2 separate regions of the Homo sapiens genome follow, and region 1 is linked to region 2. The links are chromatin contacts, found by Hi-C or POLR2A ChIA-PET in ENCODE. All regions are on one chromosome and are shown on one strand. The core of a region is the stretch at or near the end of the contact, and the rest is flanking DNA. Distances in the headings are between cores, read along the strand shown. Region 1 overlaps MYT1L (myelin transcription factor 1 like). Region 2 overlaps MYT1L (myelin transcription factor 1 like).

The links. A loop is a pair of places that touch in the nucleus more often than their neighbours do. ChIA-PET counts read pairs that join two places held with the same protein, here RNA polymerase II (POLR2A). Pooled maps may share reads with other maps.
Region 1: a map of heart right ventricle shows a loop between it and region 2 (10-fold over the local background). The contact joins two enhancer-like sites. A Hi-C loop is called at or near these places in 8 of 168 maps with a recorded cell type or tissue (A673, Right ventricle myocardium inferior, cardiac septum and 2 more) and 7 of 50 pooled maps. POLR2A ChIA-PET finds 5 or more read pairs at or near these places in 2 of 52 experiments (H1 and SK-N-SH).

The regions. Positions count from the first base shown.
Region 1 is chr2:2,054,797-2,058,678 of GRCh38, reverse strand. The region is part of intron 3 of MYT1L (myelin transcription factor 1 like); the gene reads left to right. Among named protein-coding and RNA genes, the nearest start is that of MYT1L-AS1, 260 kb to the left of the region's middle. Within about 2 kb of position 1,423, at least 5 of the 41 ENCODE cell types and tissues checked have a DNase peak (open chromatin) inside an H3K27ac peak, as active enhancers do.
Region 2 is chr2:2,011,330-2,015,108 of GRCh38, reverse strand. The region is part of intron 4 of MYT1L (myelin transcription factor 1 like); the gene reads left to right. Among named protein-coding and RNA genes, the nearest start is that of PXDN, 270 kb to the right of the region's middle. Within about 2 kb of position 2,367, at least 2 of the 41 ENCODE cell types and tissues checked have a DNase peak (open chromatin) inside an H3K27ac peak, as active enhancers do.

The DNA.
Region 1 (3,882 bases), core at 174-2,673, 45 kb before region 2:
AAAGACTTACTTAAAATGTTTTTACCTAATAAATTAGTGTTTATTCATTTATTTATTCATTCAGCATAAATTTGTTGATCATTAGTGTGTGCCAGGCACAATTCTAGACTCTTGTGATTTACAAATAAGTTAGATAGCAAAGTGTCTACCATAATGGAATGTAGCTTTTCCGTGGGGAAAGACAGAACATGAATGCATAAACAGGTATATACACACACATAATCCACAAGGGAAAATTGATGAATTGGATGTCACTAAAATTAAAACTTTTGCTCTACAAAACACTCTGTTAAGACAACGAAAAGACAAGCAACAAGGTAGCAAAAATACTTAGAAATCAAATATTCATCAAAGAACTAGTATCTAGAATATACAATGAAATCTCAAATTCAACGATTTAAAACAATGTAGTAAGAAAATGGGCAAAAGACATGGGCAGATAGTTCACTAAAGATGAAATTTAAATGTACATGAAAAGATATTTAATTCCATCAACTATTAGGCAAATGCCAGTTAAAACCATGATGAGCTGTCACTACATACCTAGAATGAGTGACATAAAACACAAAGAAAACACCAAATTTTGACTAAGACAATGAGAAACTGAATCACTGGTACATTGATCGAGGCAAAGTGAAATGGTATAGCCACTCACACCAGTTTGGCGTTTTCTTTTAAAGCTAGCCATGTAATTGCTGTATGACCCAGCTATCCCACTCTCAGGCATTAATCCCAGAGAGATGGAAATGTACATTCACAGTAAAACCTGCACACACATCTTTACAGAAGCTTTATTCATGGTAGCCAAAAACTGGAAATAGCCCAGATGGCCTCCAGAGCATGAAGAGTTAAACTGTGTACAGCCATGCCATGGAATACTACTCAGCCATTAGAAAGAATAAACTATTGATACAACCCAGATGGAAGCTCCAGAGAATTATGCTGAATAAGAAAAGCCAATCTGCAAGGTTTGCACAGTGTATGACTTCATTTATAGAACGTTCTTGAAATAACAAAACGACAGGAAACACTGATGAGTGGTTGCCAGGAGTTCAGGGTAGGAGAGTTGGCTCTGAAAGGGAAGGAATATGGGTGTGGCTCTGAAAGGAAAGAGGCTGGGCTTGGTTATGAAAAAAGATGGTGGGGGTGGCTATGTGCAGGGCAGAAGTGGGCGTGGCTATTAATTGGAAGGGGGATGGACGTGGCAATGAAAGACAATGGGGTGGTCATGGTTATGAAAGGAAAAGGATGGGCGTGGCTCTGAACAGGAAAAGGGTGAGTGTGGCTATGAAAGGGAAAGGAGTGAACTTGGTGATGAACAGGAAGAGGCTGGGCGTGGCTGTGAAAGGGCAGGGAGTGGGCGTGGTGATGAACAGGAAAAGGCTGGGCGTGGCTATGAAAGGGAAGAGGGTGGACTTGGTGATGAAAGGGCAGGATGTGGGCGGGGCTATAAAAGGACACAGAGGAACTCTTGCTCCTTCGGTGATAGTTATCTGCATGTTGACTGTGGTCATAGACACAGAAACCTACACTGGTGCTAAAATCGCATGCACATATATGAACACAAGAGAAGTAGGAAATCTGGACATCGGTGGGAGGAATCAATGTCGTTCTGCCTGTATGTGCTATGGTTCTGCAAAATGTTGTCATTGGCGGACACTGAGACGGGTGCATGGGATCTCTGTATTCTTTCTTCCAGCTGCATGTGAATCTACAGTTACCTCAAAACAGTTTAAAACCAAAATCTGTGTGATATAATCCCAGATAATGACAAATGCCGTAAAGAAAAACCCACTCATTCTCATTTGGGAGATTAGAGGAAGGGTGGATGAGGAGAAAGGCCAGCAAAACTTTGGCTGAGAACAGAGTGTGACTGAGAGCCCCAAGGAGCTTCCGCCTGGCTGCTGTTATTTTTGTTTTGCAGCTAAGCTGCCTGCTAAACATGCCGTTTAAGAGTTCATCCTGGGAATTCCATTACCAGTGATCACAAGCAGCATCTGTGACAGGGAACTGTGAGCAGCCAGAACCGTGGGTGCATATTCCTTCCTACCGCACCTGAAGAACTGGGAAAAGGAGGTCACTGACTCACTCACTCCTTACCTAATTGTTCTGTGAATCTTTACCTAGTGAGGACCTATTGTTAAAAGCACACTGTAGTTGGATGGATGGATGGATGGACGGATGGATGTGCACACACATTTAGTAAGCAGCAGCATCATATACCCTGCAAGGGCATTTAGCCTATAGTTCATTTGTCAGTGGCTTTTAAATCTACATCTCATAAATTACTCCCAGACGGGAATGCATCTTGGAACAAAGGTAGTCTCACCTCCAGCAATTACTCTAACTCCCCTTCCTCCAAGAGGGGTTCTCATGTTTGTGAGGGTGTGTCCTCACGCCTGGAGAGCCTGAGGGACCCAGGAAAGGAGCCAGGAGCACCCAAACTGGAGTATTTGGACAAGCAGCCCTGATGAGAGGCTGAAGGTGCTTTGCTGTTTCACCTGGGAATGGGAAGGGCACTCCTGACTCCATGATTTGTGAATGTGCGCCTGGAGAACAGAGCACGCTCCAAATAAAACCTTTCATTTTGTCCACAAAATTCTGTTTTGTAGATACTTATCACTTTAATGAAAAACCTGTCCCTCTCCTGACAATGATCAGTCATATCTGCCGTTGAGGCACTGGGACTGCGGCTGCTCCCACAGGAATGGCCTGATGGTCTCCAGGTCTTCCTCCTTGTTACCTTTTGTGAACACTGAAGAATAGAAAAAACACTTTTCCCAAAACAACGATGGACAACACGATGAATCTATAGAACATGCTAACAAGCTTAAAGTGATAGAGATGAATTTTTAGGATTACCAGTAGAGTAAGTCATTGTGTAAATTAACGTAATAATATTTTATGAAAGCAAAATATTATGATTGTTTTAAGCATAGTACTGGCAATATATTAGAGTGGCTTTGATTATTAATGTCCAATCCTACTATTTCTCAATCACTTGTTTTGCTTTATGTTGGTTTGTTTATAAGATTTATTTAAATTTGTCTATTTTTTGTCTTTCAAATGGTGAGAATTAACTTGCATTTTTATAAAACCACTATGTCGAATACCATTCCAACCTTTCTTAGTCAATTTAGTAAGTAATAGCTCAGAATGTGTTGGAAATAACTGTGCCTACTATATAAACATTAATCACAGAAGTTTATGCATAAGCCCCATTTTAAACACTATTTGGATGTTGCTTTATAGCTATAACAAATAAAAAATTTTAAATTATTACCCAAGATGTTGCATTTTGTTTTGCTTTTTAATTAATAACATGCTCTTGTAAAATCTTTTATGTGGAAATCACAACTTATTTGCTATCCTTTGAACTGAGAAGGACAAAAATACAAACACACATGACAACCCGCTGATGATATAAGCTATGAAATACATGTGCAGATACATCCCGTATGCTTCTGTAATTTGTTTCTACACATTTTGTAGTCTTAATACTTTGTAGACTCAATCATAAAAATGACTCTTTCCCTTAGTTTTATAAGAATATAGTTTTGTGTATTTTTTATATTACAAAGAGTAATTTCATTAATTTTCTTAAAAGGTTTTTCTATAAGGAATGATTTATTGGAAATTAATTGGGTGTGATACGAGGTTGTTGTCACCACCATCCCTCTCATCTTATCTCCATGCATCTCATCATCTCTTGTGTCTCATCTCCATGCATCTCATTTCCATGTATCTCATCTCCATGTGTTCATAATCTCCATGCATCTCACCATCTCCATGTGTCTCATCTTCATGCTTCTCACCTCCATGCACCTCATCTCCATACCTCTCATCATCTCTGTGTGTTCCATCTCCATGTGTCTCATCATC
Region 2 (3,779 bases), core at 1,118-3,617:
CCAGGACACCTGGTATCTATGGATACAAGTGCCAGCCCAGCTAGAAAATTTGCATTTTGAATTAGGGCCGAAAAGATCACCCTAAAACACAATTTTGATTTTAACGCTGTGTCACTCCAAGAAATCCAATAGCCCTTTGTAGGTAAGAAGAGAAAAAAAAGTCCAAATATCTTAATTCGGAGTTCAAAAGCCTTGTATCCTGACTCACCAAAGCCTTTCTTTCTGGCACACTCTCTAGCTTCTGCTTCTCATGGGGCTGATAGCACCCCTCTTAAGGGGAACTCCAGTGAATCTTCTTCCCCGGAAACCTGCCTGCTCCACTTCAGCTCCTGGGATCTAGTCCTCTTGCTCGCCCCAGCATTGGCACTCATTGCCTGCCTTGCTGGCCATTCTTGGCCTAAATACATCTTATCTGCATTCATTTCTTTGCTTCTGTGAGCTCTGGGCTCTGGGCTGAGCACTCAGATTATGAATCAGAGTCAGGCAGGGTGCCCATCCGGGATGCCCAGACACAGATGCTGGAGCTCCTGAGAAGCTGCCAGCAAGCAGACGCCTGTGCTCCCTGCTGCAGAGGAAGGAGGATAAACACCTCCTCACCTTCCATGCAGACACGACCTTCCACCCACTCCTTTGACTCTGGTCTGCTGCTGCTGAGCTCTGCCCTGCACAGTTCTCTCCCAGGATGACCGGCCTTCCCAGGGCTGTCAGCAGTGAAGGGCGGATTATCACGTTTGCTGGAGCACAGGGCTGCTGTGGGCATTAATTAAGTCACTGTTTGGAAGGAACTTGGAGACCGCCCACAAAAGGCGGTTCACAAGGACAAGGGCTGGTTATTAAGGCATTAAATCCCCAATTTGCCACTAGATAGAGGCAGTGGAACTCTCTCTGACTGCTCAGGAAAAAAAAAAAAAACAGGATTCCTGCATATCCCACTGCAGGAAAAAAAATGAAATAATAATGAGATGCACTTTACTTGCTCTCAAAGTTTTATTTCATTTAAAAGGTGCAAGGAGGCAATCTACTCTTGATCTGGTTCTTCCTTAGCAGTTAGTTGTTATTTACTAGGCAAATTGGCTGCATAGGAAAAGGCATGGGCATCCACATTTCTGGTCATATGAATGGAGTTCCAGCAAGATCAAATCCTGTGATGCATGGAGCAAACACTTCTTCACCATCCCTGTGCCTTAAAAAGTTTATGTGGGAAGGACTCCACCTATGACCTTAAACCAAACTGCCCGGGTGCGGACGCAGGCCTCCGTGCAGCAGCATGTGAATGCATGAATGGCACTGCAGAACCCACATGGGTGCTTTGTGTTAGCAGAATTCAGTCCCCCTTCTTGGAGCCCACCTGGGCCAGCAGGGCTCTCCCCTTTCTGGTGAGAATTGCCCCTCATTTCTGAGTACTTCAGCCCAGCGAGATGGAGTTGGTGGCAGCATGCCTCCAGCATGTCCCCGATCTGCAGAGCAGCACATGATCTGAAGCCTGGCTCTGCAGACACTCCCTGATCAACAGCCGAGGTTATAGCCAGAAGCGGAATTCTGAGCATGGCAACATGCATCTGAGCCCTTGTGCCCTCACGGTGACCATGAGCCTCCGGTTCCAGGCTCCAGTGGGCCACACGGGCAATGAGTTTGGGTTAATGTTTCAGGTTCTAGGCTTCAGGTCCTGGCTCACCAGGTGAGGCTGTGAAGAGGCAGAGCCCAGTGGCTGGATGGGCAGGTGTCAGAGGCCCCACAGACACCATTGCTGATGGGTGAGGATCTTGGCCTGGAGCTGAAGGGCACAAAGGGGGTTCCCATGCGTCATTCGAGGGAAGCCTGGCCCCTGAGTCCAGGGAAGAAGTGACCGCTGGGCCCGTGGGAAGTTGAGGCAGGAGTGAGTAGCTCAGGAGGCTTCAGTTGCTTCATTTGTGTTTCCTGAGTGTTCCTTGAGACATCGCATGAATATATCAACAACTTTGAGATATAATTCACATGCCATAAAATGCACCCATTGGAAGTGTACACTTCAGTGGGTTCTAGAATCGCGTGTTCTCCTGTATCTGTGGGATACATTCCAAGACCCCCCGTGGGCACCTGAAACCATGGATAGTGCCAAAACTCCATATACTATGTTTTTTCACATACACACATATTTGCGGTAAAGTTTAATTTACAACTCTGGCCCAGGAAGAGGTTAACAATAATAACTAATGACATGGAGCGATGATAAACAACAAGCCGGCCTCGGTGCTCTATCACCTGGGGCCACCCTGAAGTGCAATGAGGCACCCTGCATACAACACTGCGGTACCACAGCGGTGGCTCTCATGACTGAGATGGCTTCCAAGTGACTGACGGGTGGGTAGGGTGTGCGGTGTGGACGGACGCACTGGACAAAGGAATGATTCATGTCCCAGCCAGATGGAACTGGAGGGCGGGAGATTTCATCACGAGCACACAATGGAAAATTCATCATGGTTTATTTCTGGAATTTTCCGTTGAATATTTTTGGACCATTGTTGACCTTGGGTATCTGAAACCATGAAAAGGAAAACCACAAATAAGCGGGCCTATGATAGTCACAGATACAAACAAGTATCACCCAGTCAACTTTAGAACATTTTCATCACCTCAGAAAGAAACCCCATCACTCCCACATTCCCCGACTCTGGCCCCAAGTGGCCACTAATCTACCTTCTGCCTCTGCAACTTTCTCCATTCTGCACTTGTTATGTAAATGGAATCATTAGACGTGGCCGTGTGAGACTGACTTCTCTCACTTAGCATAATGTGTTAAACCTTCATTTATGTCGTAGCATCTATCAGTGCTTCATAACTTTTTATGGCAGATATATATTTCATTATCTATGAATTCATATATATCCCACATTAGTGAACTTTATTATATAAATCAGCCCCATTCTCTTTGTCCATTCATCAGTAGATGGAAATTTAAGGAGATTCCATTTTGGCTGTCACAAATAAAGTTACAGTAAACATATACAGTCTTTATATGAATGTGTGAACATGTTCTTAATGCTTCTTTAGGAATGGAATTTCTGGGTCACATAGTGACTCGACTCTGGTGAATCCGTTCAGGAGCTGCCTCACTGTTTTCTAAAGTGACTGCACCATTGACATTCTCACCAGCAACGTAGGCATGTTCTGATTCCCTTGGTGGTCTAGCACCTGGGGCCATCCTCAAGTGCAATGAGGGCTGTCTGCATACAGCAAGTGACAAGTGACCAGCACTTGTCAGCATCTCATGTTTGCTTCTGGACATCCCAGTGGGTATAGCATGGTCTCACTGTAGTTTTGATTTATACATCTCTGATGACTAATGATATTGACAGTCTTTTTGTGTGTTTAGGGTTTTTTGCAGATTTTCTTTGGAGAAATATCTGTTCAGATCCTTTGCCAGTTGTTAACTGGGTTGTCATTCTATTATTGATTTATAATAATTATTTATATATTCTGGATAGAAATCCCTTATCAATATATGATTTTTAAATACCTTCTCCCCTTCTGTAGATTGTTTTTTTCACTTTTGTGGTGGTGTATTTGCAACACAAAAGTCTGTTTTTTAAAATTTTGATAGCGTTCAATTTATCTACTTTTTAATTGCTCATGCTTTTGTTGTCATATTTAAGAATATGTTGCCAAATCTGAGAGTTGTATAGTTACAGTTTTTTTTTTTCTTTTTTTTCTTTTTTTTTCTTTTTCTGAGATGGAGTCTTGCTCTGTCACCCAGGCTGGAGTGCAGTGGCGCAATCTCGGCTCACTGCAACTCACTGCAA